Regions from separate parts of the Homo sapiens genome. Here region 2 is linked to region 1. Evidence: chromatin contacts called from ENCODE Hi-C or POLR2A ChIA-PET data. All regions are on one chromosome and are shown on one strand. The core of a region is the stretch at or near the end of the contact, and the rest is flanking DNA. Distances in the headings are between cores, read along the strand shown. Region 1 overlaps LHFPL6 (LHFPL tetraspan subfamily member 6). Region 2 overlaps LHFPL6 (LHFPL tetraspan subfamily member 6).

Region 1 (5,411 bases), core at 834-3,333:
GGGATCCTCTTTTTTAAGCCTCCTGAGTAGCTGGAATTACAGGTGTGCACCACTGCACCCAGCTAGTTACTCTCTTCTTTAGTATTCCTTTTCCCACTTTATGTTCACTCAAAGAACCCTACACATTCATCCAATATTCAGCAGTTATTTACTGAGTACCTACTATGCACAATGCATTGAACTAAGCACACAGTGCCCATTTGTAGTTTTGGATTGGATAAATTAATCATTGGATGAACTTCAGAATAAAATTTTCTCTTTCATAAAACCTTTTTCTTCTTGACACTTCGTGCAAAACTTCTTTTACATTATCACTTTTTTCTTTCGCATTGTGTTGTTGTTGATTACTTTATCCGTGTGTTTCCTCCTTTTGGATTATAAATGCAAGTCCAAAACCTTTTTATTTGCTTCCCAACAAACAGCTCAGTAAATTGGAAACAGCAAAAGTGCAAGTAGAATAGACTTTGAAGCATCTCCTCCTACTAGTGGGCAAGTTAATTAATTTTTCTAAATCCCAGATTCCCCATTTGTGTGTTGGAGGTAAGAATATCCAACAAAATCAGCCCAACAAAGTTTATTCTTTGCTCTTACTGTGTCTGTAGACTTTAAATGAGAACATATTTGTATATTTGCAGTACAGTGTCTTACACACTAAGTATGAACCTACTAAGGTGTTCATCCATTAGTAGCCTTCTTTATATCCCCTGCCTAGGACTTTGAACATAGTAGGAACTCATGAATATCTATTAAATAAATGCACTCAAGATCTCTGTCATTAAATATATTTAGATAGAAATAAGGGAATTGGGCCAGGTGTGATGGCTCATGCCTGTAATCCCAGCACTTTGGGAGGCCAAGGTGGGTGGATCACCTGAGATCAGGAGTTCGAGACCAGCCTGGCCACCATGGAGAAACCCTGTCTCTATTAAAAATACAAAAATTAGCCAGGCATGGTGGCGGGTGCCTGTAATCCCAGCTACTCAGAAGACTGAAGCAGGAGAATCACTTGAACCTGGGAGGTGGAGGTTACAGTGAGCCAAGATCATGCCACTGCACTCCAGCCTGGGCAACAGAGTGGGACTCTGCCTCAAGAAGAAGGAAAAAAAAAAGAAATAAGGGAATTGGCATGAATTTTGTACATTATTTTTTGGCAGTGGTATCTCTGCACAGTGGGTCCTGGGAAAGAGTAAACTTGCCCTCCAGCTGTCTTAAACAGAAGCTGACTTGCACTGCCTTAACCATCTTTCTGTCTTTTGACAAGATAGAGTAATTCTTCGAAAATCAAGCCATATACATTTTTTTCCTTCGAAAGTGTCTAAGCAACAAAATAAATAAATGTATTATTCATTCTGGGTTGTGTTAATTTTTCCTGCCAGAGGGGAAAAATGAATTTACAGGGAATTCCTGGAAGAATATCTTGGGACCTAAAAATAAAAATCATGGTTTTATTTTAAGCTTGTCAACAGGGGTGACAAGTGTAAGAATTGTAGCCCAGATGTGCGGGAAGCAACTCATAAATTCTATTTTCCACTATGTTTTATCTTGCCTGCCACTTTCCCTAAAATGGAAATCATTTTTAGTATCATAGAGCGAGATGGGAAACGTGGAAGTTTATTTGTAAAAGTGGCACTATGGTGAGCAAGCATTCACAGGGACACTGGCCTATTTTAGCAGCTGGCCTCTGGGAGAGAGGGATGCCCTACAGCTTGGCACTGGAGCTCTTTGGGATGCTGCTGAGCTTGTCATTGCTGTTCCTCTTTGGGGTCTCCAGGCTGCTTTTAAATTCTCTAGGAGGTGACCATGGGACCTTATTAGATGAGCTTTAATTTCTCTTTCTAAGTTGGCTTGTGCAAATACAGATATCTAGTTTTTTTTCAGTCAGAGGGGAGAGGAAGGATAGAGTTGAGGAGTGGACAGTAAGCATCCCCATTCAGAGGCAGATGCAGCCTGGTTTGGGGAGACGGTAGAGGACTAGAACATATTAGTGTGTATGGAGCTGGCCTGGGCGCTGAGATCCAGAGTGAGGAATGTGCCAGAGATTCCATCTGTTTGAGCTGGCATGAATCATAGTGTGAATCAGTAGATCTCTTTTCTTAGCAAAAACCAGCAAAAGCCCTTCTTGTGAGGGTCATATGAAGCGGAAGGAGATGAGATTCTATATTGATTTAGTACTAGTTCATGAGCTACCAAATCTAAAAACTAGGAGTCAGGTCAGATAAAATAGCATATTTCTAGCTTAAAGTTTTATGATCATGAATCTTATAGAAACATAGTTAACTTAGAAATTAAAGATTTAAGATTAAGTTAGAAATAGAAGTTGCTAGAAGTTCTCAAATGTATACTTCTGACAACTTGGTTAAATCCCTGGCATATGCAGAAAAGTTTCTGTGATTAAAAAATAACAGAAGTATGAGAGTTTTTCCTTGTCCAGCCAATTTTGTAGTCTATTTGAGAAGGTTAAAAACAACTGTAAAAGCTAAGTAACAAGGAAACAAAAAAATGATGAGTATATAACCAGAAGGAGCCCAGGTACTATAAAAGCTAAGTAACGAGGAAACAAAAAAATGATGAGTATATAACCAGAAGGAACACTCAGTTTGATTCCCATATCAGGAAGTTCTTGGGTTCAGTGCAAGACTTGAAACCTGACATGGTTTCATTAGATTGTAGAAAACGCTTTTTTTTTTTTTTTCTGGACAACAGATGGAACCATGTTGTCGGTTGTTCAAAGATGGACAGGAGACAGAAATCTATCAACCTGAAGTCAGCTCCAACTGCAGCTGTCTGTTCTCCTGAGGACTGTGCTAGTGGTCCACAGAGGTCACCTTGCTTATCACATGATATTTTCTTGATGTTAGTTGAAGCACATCACCTTAGGTGACACATGAGGGCCAAAGGCCTCTTTCTCAGGGATGTATGTGAAAGTGTGGTGGGTTGGGGACCAGCTAAGGAAAAAAAGACATGAAGGAGAATGCAAGCATCTTACAGTCATCATTCAGTAAGAAATCTTTATGACTGGACAAAGGAAAACATAAACGCCCTTTAACCTAGAATGCAAATTTCTAGTGATTTTTACTTTTTTAGTGTATCAGAAGTCACTGAGCAAGGTAAGTACCAGCACTTACAGAGACGGAGTCATAAAGGCTGCTCTCTAAAAGTAGAGGATGTGCAAAACCTGTAGTACCATTTAACAGATTTTTGACCTTGTTAATTATGTCATTTTGAAACTGGAATAAATATGTAATTCGAAGGTTGATTTTTCTGAACAAAAGTAAGTCAAGTCAAAGTTTTCTCAGAGTCTACTGTTTGATTCTTGAGGGTATTCAGAATTCAAGATTGATGTGCATTTCAACATTTCAGTTTCTGCCTAAGTGAAGCGTCACTTAAAGCCTTCGAAATTACAGATGTAAAATGAGGTTGCACGTGATGTCAGTAGCTATAATTCCTACTCTGGAGGTAGCTCGATGTGTCTGAAGGCTGAGTGAGCTGCGGCAGGATGAATGAATCTTTGACTTCAGGAGATGCTGTTCTAGTCTGTAACCTTGTCGTGTGGAATCAGCCCATCTGATGCTGAACACTAACTTGAAATGGCTGGCCGAATGCAGAGTAACACATCAGAGCACTAGACCGGTGGAAAGAACCTAGATTGCAAGTCCAGTGAATTATCTGCATCTTCATTTTGTTAGGTGTAGATTTACTTTTGTTATTGGTTGCAATTGCAATATTTTAAAATCATGATTATGCGTTAACTCCATCTATTTCTAAAACATTGGTATTTGTGTCATTTTTAGTGTAGCTTGATTTTTGTTTTCTTCTTTCTGGTACAAAAACGAGTTTCTCCCTCCAACCCCTGCCATGTATATCTGTATCATGTATATCTGTATCTACATTCCTGTCTACTATCAATGCCTACTATTTACAAGGTAGTTCAGTTCGTTTCAGATCAACTAGAATTTATTGAGTACCCTGTATGCTAATCCCTGTACCAGGGGCTTGGGATATAACAGTGAATAAGTTCCTGGGGCTTACATCAGTCAATATAGGGTTACTGTCTATTGAACAAGATTATTTTTGGGTTTCTATCTATTTGGGGATATGATAATGCATGTATTTATTCCTAACCATCACACAATAATATTATGAAACAATGTTAGTAGGAGGAAGGTGAGAGCCTTCATTTTAACTGGGAGGACTTGGTTCTGTCTAAGATGTTGCTTTTGTTATGGGTTAGTGCCTATTAGATAACATTCTGTTTCTGTGACTGATTATTTCTTTTTGACCTTCTGAGTTTTAGTTTGTCCACTGAGTTTTAGGTAAAAAAGAAAAAAAAAAGGAAAAATTATCTGTAACCTCAAGACTTTTTATGAGGATTATGATTTTACTGTGTTTGATAATAAATGCCTTTTGCATGCACTGGTTTTCAGCATACAGTTATGAACATTTCCTAGTGGATGAGCTTAAAAAAGGGAAAAGCTCCTTGAATTCATGATATGGCTTTTGGCCACATTTCTTTGGCTTGGCCATCCTTAGTATTTTTTTTTTTATTGTCACTGTTCCTCAAGGTCAAAAAGAAGATGCAAGGCTATGCAGGTCCTTAAGTGAATTTACTGGTCACCTTCCATTTCCAGTGGCCTCATGCTATTTACATTAACCCTTTAGCAGTTGATCTTAAATTAGTGAGTGACGTTACATTTATTACCACTCACATGAAGTCTTAAAATAATATTAAATGCAGAGAGATTTATTGCCAAGTTAGATAATATCTTTCCAGTAATACGATATTACGACAAAAGATATTTTTATGAAAATTAGTTATTTCATTATCTCTTCAGTATAAACTTTAAGTCAGAAGGAGAACTATGTCACAATGCTTTTCATTATTGAAGCCTGAGTGTTAAAAAAGACAATAGTCTTTCTCAGGCGGAGACCTCAGAAACAAAACCCATGATTAGAGTCTGTAATGAAAATGACTCTTAAACGAATCTGAGAGTTAGGAATAGGACATCGAGATTGGAAAGAAAGCAATTGGCAGCACCTCTTGCCACCTTCTGCCCGTGGACTGTGTGTGTCTTCTCTGGTTCCTTTGTATCGAACTCAAACGCCCTGAGCATTTATCATAGGTGGCCCTCAAATACATTTTTCTTTTTCTGCCAGACATGTTCTCTTCCATTTATGTCAGATGAGCTTATTTTCTTGCCATTTTTTCATCAGCAGCATGACAAAGTTGTCACTCCTGGCAGAAAATGGAATAATTCAGTAAGTTTTATTTCCTTTGCTGATTTTATATTCTCATCATCCCTATACCCCAGACTTGGTTAGAACCCTCAGTTATATGCAATTTTAGTGCAATTTTCTATTTCCTCATAACATTTAGCACAAAAGTAGTTAATTATTTCTGCACTTAGTTTTGT
Region 2 (5,976 bases), core at 291-2,790, 110 kb after region 1:
ATATGAATAAGGCAGGATGATTCCAAAGAAGAGAAAAGACACTGGACACTGGTAAGAAGTGTAATAAAAGCAACTTGGCCTATCCCACCTTTGTTTCTTCCTGGAGTTAAGAGGAGTCTCCCTACACCTTCGGGCTCTTCTAAACTTGGAATAACCTAAATGTATCGGCAGGCTAGAAGAAATCTGCAGATGACATTTTAAAACAAAAACATGTTCATGTTTAAGAAGAAAACCCTTATGTGATTGTACAAGATGTATTCATTATTCAAGTACCTGTGACAAATGTTCATATGCCTATGGTAGACAAGAAGATAAAAATAGGTGCTGGGACTAGCAGAACTCAGGTTTTAACAACTTTAGGAGGAAAATTTGATTTGCATGCCATTTACAAATTTTTTCTACCACCTCTGACATCAGAATTATAAATGTTTAAAAAACTGCACAATGACTTTATAACTTTCCTGTATTTGATTTATGTTCACACAAACTGTAAAAGAGAGAAAGCTAGCACTTTCTCTTTTCTCTTGCAATTACATACTGCATTCACACATTAAGTACATGAAACTGATACCACTGTTCTCCAGCTGCAGACTTTTGACTTTATTGCCCAAATATTCAGAGGTTGTATGGAAAAGGAGCTCAAGGTAGGGGAAGGGAAAAGGCATTTTATTCTCTACCTTTTTGTCCTTTAAACTGTATGATCAAAAGTATCATTGTGTGGCACCACAGTTGGGGAAAACATAGAGTAAATGAACTGGAGAATGAATTGGCCTAATATAATGGAGTTTCATGCCTCCTCTTTTTTTTTTTTAACATATTAAGGTTCATTCATTCAACAAACATGTGCTAAGCATCTGTAATATGTCTGGCATTGTTCTCAACCCTTGGGATACATTAATGAACAAAACAGATAAACATATCAGCCCTCCTTGGGTTTATATTCTAGGGCTTGATCATTGAGTCAATAGAACCTGATTCAAATTGTTCAGATTATTTTTCCCCACATAGTCTTACTACTCTTACTCTCATCAAAGACGTCAGTTCATATTAATTTTCTTTACCATTTCTGTTGCAATTTACATTTGCTCAGTACTCTAACTTCAGTCGTTACCCAAGGAGACTGCATAATCTCATTTCTTGGACATTTCTTCATTTCACATCCATTCTGTCATTATACACTTGCTATGGACAGAGAATCTAGGGGTGATGTCTGAAGGACCTTTCTAGTCCTGATTCTGCAAATATCTAAGCATCAAATGTCTACTCAAGGTAGGTAAGTATTGTTTTCTTTCTTTCTTCGTAATGTATTGAACAAAGTTCAAGGAGGCAAACTGGCTGCAAATGAGAAAGGCTTGAAAAGTGTCAAGGTTTAGACTTCTCACTTTGAATTCAGCACTGAGACTATGAAGCTTTGCTGCTTGTTGTATTTATTCTCCCATTCATTTATGCATTTATTAATCCTTCATCCAGTACACCTTCGGTTACTGCAAAACTATGAGCCAGACACTGCCCCAGCTGCCAAGGGGAGCAAAGATATGCCAGAAAGCCACTGCCCCCTGGAGTTCAGTCTGGTGGGGCACCGGGATGCTTCTTTGCAAGCACAGTTCTTAATTTCAATTCATGAAGGACTTAAGTGTTTCTTCAGCTTGCTTTTGTTTTTTGTTTTTTTTTTTTTCAGTATTTTTATGGCAAGCTGTCTTTGCCAGCAGAGGAATACACTATTAACATGTTGAACACAGACCTGAGTTCTTCCACATGTGCGTATGCATACACATGCATGTGCATACACATGCACAAAAATTTGTTTTTCCTCAACTTTGCTGAACTACTTTTCCTTCAGTTATCGGCTGAGGCAATATAGTAGTATGCAAGCTTTTCAGAAATCCAACGGGATTCATGCCCAGCTGAGTTATTTCACTCTGCGTTCTGTGTCAGTTCCTGGAAATTAACAATAGAGCATTTCACTTTGGTCTTTGATCCCACCAGCTCAGTCATGGTATTTTTCCAGATGTTTCCGTCTTAGGTTGCTATTACAAAAAAGCACAGCACAAGTTAAACTAGGACAAGTTGGCCTGTCCTGGGGTCTGAGGAATGTGTTTTCCACCAAATAAACTGGTCATGTGCCACAGACGGGTTAGAAAGGGAAACTCAGACTTTATAATCAGAGTGATCCTTTTCATTGTGTGTTTAGGAAAAAGTACCATGTCCACCCCCAGTAATTTGACTCAAGACCCTGTAGCTTCTCAAAGACATTGATTTGGCCTGGTTCTAGTAAAAATGATTTGTGTTTTGAAATAAGTTACCATGCTATTTTCTCTCAGGTTAATTTACCCTAGCCTGTATAATACTCTTAGGGGTCTAAATGCCAACAGGCATAGGAAAAAACCTCAGTTGCCAGTAATTATATCATTTAGGTGGTTGGGCAGAGATAAGACAAATAATTGGTGTTATCATGCCTTCTATCCAAGTTTTGTAAGCAAGAATTTCATAGCATGTTTTAACACAAATGGCAAAAAAAATAAGCCCACAGCAGCTTGAAGCATTATATGTGAAATTTACTAAACTAGAAATAAGAAGAAGAAGTGAAAACAGTACCCCAAGAAAGTCCCAGAAGACTGATAACACCAAATGCAGGGGCCCTTGCTCTACCTCAACTCCAGCCCAAATCCACCATGAAGACTCCCTCAGTTGTCCTGAAACACATGCCCTGAAGCATAATGTGGTATTATAAAATAAATTTCCTGAAAAATGACAAGATAAGCTTCTAATGAACTGTGGCTAAAATCTGATACTGGAAAGAGGAAGATGGAAGATGGAATTAGGAAGATGTTGTGTGAATGTTGACACATATTCTCACAGCTAATGCTTATTTTATTAAGCATTTCTCATTTGGTTTGTGCTACTACTAACTCATAACATTATTTATTGAGCTTGATTTCCAAATAGGTAATATCTTTCTAAATGCTTTTATACCCTGTGATCTGGCAATTTCACCCCTCCATATAGTCCATACAAAAATGTATAGATATGTGAATGAAACGGCATATGAGAATGTTCCCAGAATTATTTTTTTGAGCAATCAAACACTGGAAATTGTCCAAATGCCTATGAACAGTAGAGTGGATAAATTGTGGTATATTCACATAATGAAATGCTATGCAGCAATGAAAATAAACCAATTCTAATTATACTCATCACTATGGATGAGTCTCGTAAACATAAATTTGAGTCAAAGAAGCCATAGCAAAAGAGTCCATAATTTATGATTCCATTTATTTAAGTACAAAGAGAGGCAAAACCAATCTATTTTGTCAGGAGGTAGGATAACCCTTGGGAAGGGGTGGTGATTAAAAAGGAATAGAAGGAAGGCTACTGGGGTGCTGGTTGATTCTTTTTAATGTTTGTAAAGTTTACATGGTGTCTTCAGCTTATGAAAATTCCTTGAGCTCTGACCTTATATGTACACTTGTCAATATGCATGTTAGAGTTTAATACACTTGTGCAAATGCAAACATATGTTCACTTATTAAAGACAGCAACACAACAGAAAAATTCATTTAAAACTTACTTAAAGAAAAAAAAAAAAAAAACTAGTCGGTTGTGATGACACACGCCTGTAGTCCCAGATACACAGGAGGTTGAGGCAGGAGGATCTCTTGAGCAGAGAGGTTGAGGCCAGCCTGGGCAACATAGTGAGACCCACCCCCCCTACCCCCAATTCCTAAAAAAAAAAAAAAAAAATCCTGAGTAGTTTCGGGTTTGACATTTAAATAAGAACATAATTTACGAATATTTTAATCTTATTTTCCTACTTTAAAGATTAGGATATTTTCCTGAGTACATATCAATGTGGATACATTTCATAGTTATTATTTGACCACAGGCTCTGAAGAATTGGCATAAAATATTGCATAATACAAGTATGTTAAATTGGATTAAAATGAATAACAAATGCTATTTTTCCTTCGTTAAATATTCCAGATTTCTTTGATTAGATATCATCTCTCCCTCTTTTGAAAGTCCACAATATGTTGTATTTCACTTAGCGATGCATATATTGTACTACTTTGTATTATGTCTAATTTTATAAACTCCTTGGGGTAGAGTTAGGGCTCGTTCATCTTTGAATCTACTGTGATATCTGCAGAAGGCAGGTGTAATATAGTGAAGATGTTAAGAGAGTGCCTACTGGTGCTAGACATGGGTTCAGGTTCCCTTGCTGCCATTTACAATTTTTTTCTTTTTTTTTTTTTGAGACGGGAGTATTGCTCTGTTGACCAGGCTGGAGTGCAATGGTGCAATCTCGGCTCACTGCAACCTCCGCCTCCCGGGTTCGAGCAGTTCTCTGCCTCAGCCTCCCGAGTAGCTGGGATTACAGGAGCCCGCCACCACACCTGGCTAATTTTTTAATTTTTAGTAGGGACAGGGTTTCACAATCTTGGCCAGGCTGGTCTTGAATTCCTGACCTCGTGATCCACCCGCCTTGGCCTCCCAAAGTGCTGGGATTACAGGCGTGAGCCACTGCACCTGGCCTACAATTTGTATAAATTTGGGGAAGTAGTCTCTCTGTACTTCAGTTTCTTCTTTATAAAATGGGAACAATTGTGGCATCTGCCTCTTAATGTTGTGAAATTAATCAATCGCCAGAAAGCTCTGAGGACAGTTCCCAAAACATAGTTAGTTCTCAAGAATTGCTAGCTGCTATTTTTAGGCATGGTAGTATAATTAAGATTCCTGCTGTGATTCCTGAATGAGAAAAAGAAAAGAAAAAAATTAGAAAGACTTAGAAGTAGTGGTCAGTCAAAAGTCATATGTAAAAATCTAAAATTGCTTGGTAAAATTTCTGTCTGCTAATTCCCCAATACAATTTTTTTCTCAAATGTTCTTCAAATAAAGTGCACTGATCATTTATAGTTGAATATTTTCAAAGTGTTCTAAATCAGTCTGGTCATAAACAATTACTAGATTATTTCTTGTAAGTATCGATAGTCTCCTGATTCAGTTAGGTAGGTGGGACCATGGTAATAAATAGACCTAAAAATGTATAACGGTTGAAACACGGTAAAAGTTTATTTCTAGCTCACATTACAGCCCAAGTAGATATTACCAGTCAGCTTCCATATGATGATTCAAGAATCCAGGTTCTATTGATAGGTATACCATCCCCTAAGTCTCTTCTAATACTTATGTCCCACAGAAGTGAAAGAGAGTATGGGAAGCTGTATCCATCTACTTCTTAAAAGCCATGATGAGAAACAGCACACATCACTTACTCCCATATTCCTTAGCTAGATTTCACTTAATGGCCACATCCCACTGAAGAGACACTGGGAAATACAGTTTAAGTATGTGCCTCAGAAGGAGAAATTGAATTTTGTAAATAGCTGGCAGTGCTTGTCATTATTTAGAGGTAGGCAAGGGCTATAGTTCTACTTCCCGACAATTCCATTGCAAATACAGAAGCATACTCATAACATTCCCACACAGATATGTCATAGCAATCAGGCCCCAGTAATCATAGCGCCTTTTCTGAAGCTCATGAAAGTCCCAGGTCTCTGTCCCTGTAGGTGCTTCAATCACAGCTGATATGAAAGGGTCCTCGTGAGATAAACACAACACTATTATAAGGGCAGGACTTGGTTAAGCTTAGAGAAGGAATAAGGCAACCGAAGTCCTGTGAATCATGCTTGGATATACCACTATTTTGGAATCAAGTTCAGCAACCATTTCAAAAAGCACCTCACTTCCAAAAAGTGGCTCACCTCCTTAGCTCCCTGGATTATTCTAGTGTTACACATAAAAGGGAAGAATGTCTTTAGATTCTATCCAAATCCACATATATTGAGCACCAATAATTTTACTAACAAAAACCCCCACCTCTTATACCCGTTTTGCCAATTAGAAAAACTTCTCAGGTTGGTGTGGACATAAAAATAAGGAAAGCAGATCTGTAGCAGCCACCCTGGAGTGTGGCCT

The links. A loop is a pair of places that touch in the nucleus more often than their neighbours do. ChIA-PET counts read pairs that join two places held with the same protein, here RNA polymerase II (POLR2A). Pooled maps may share reads with other maps.
Region 2: a map of ascending aorta shows a loop between it and region 1 (2.2-fold over the local background). The contact joins two enhancer-like sites. A Hi-C loop is called at or near these places in 5 of 168 maps with a recorded cell type or tissue (aorta, ascending aorta, heart left ventricle and 1 more) and 5 of 50 pooled maps. POLR2A ChIA-PET finds 5 or more read pairs at or near these places in 2 of 52 experiments (MCF 10A and Panc1).

Annotation. Positions count from the first base shown.
Region 1 is chr13:39,524,788-39,530,198 of GRCh38, reverse strand. The region is part of intron 2 of LHFPL6 (LHFPL tetraspan subfamily member 6); the gene reads left to right. Among named protein-coding and RNA genes, the nearest start is that of LHFPL6, 76 kb to the left of the region's middle. Within about 2 kb of position 2,083, at least 7 of the 41 ENCODE cell types and tissues checked have a DNase peak (open chromatin) inside an H3K27ac peak, as active enhancers do; they include ascending aorta, where a contact is called at or near this core.
Region 2 is chr13:39,411,200-39,417,175 of GRCh38, reverse strand. All of the region lies in intron 2 of LHFPL6 (LHFPL tetraspan subfamily member 6), which reads left to right. Among named protein-coding and RNA genes, the nearest start is that of LHFPL6, 190 kb to the left of the region's middle. RefSeq lists an enhancer at 1-133. Within about 2 kb of position 1,540, at least 11 of the 41 ENCODE cell types and tissues checked have a DNase peak (open chromatin) inside an H3K27ac peak, as active enhancers do; they include ascending aorta, where a contact is called at or near this core.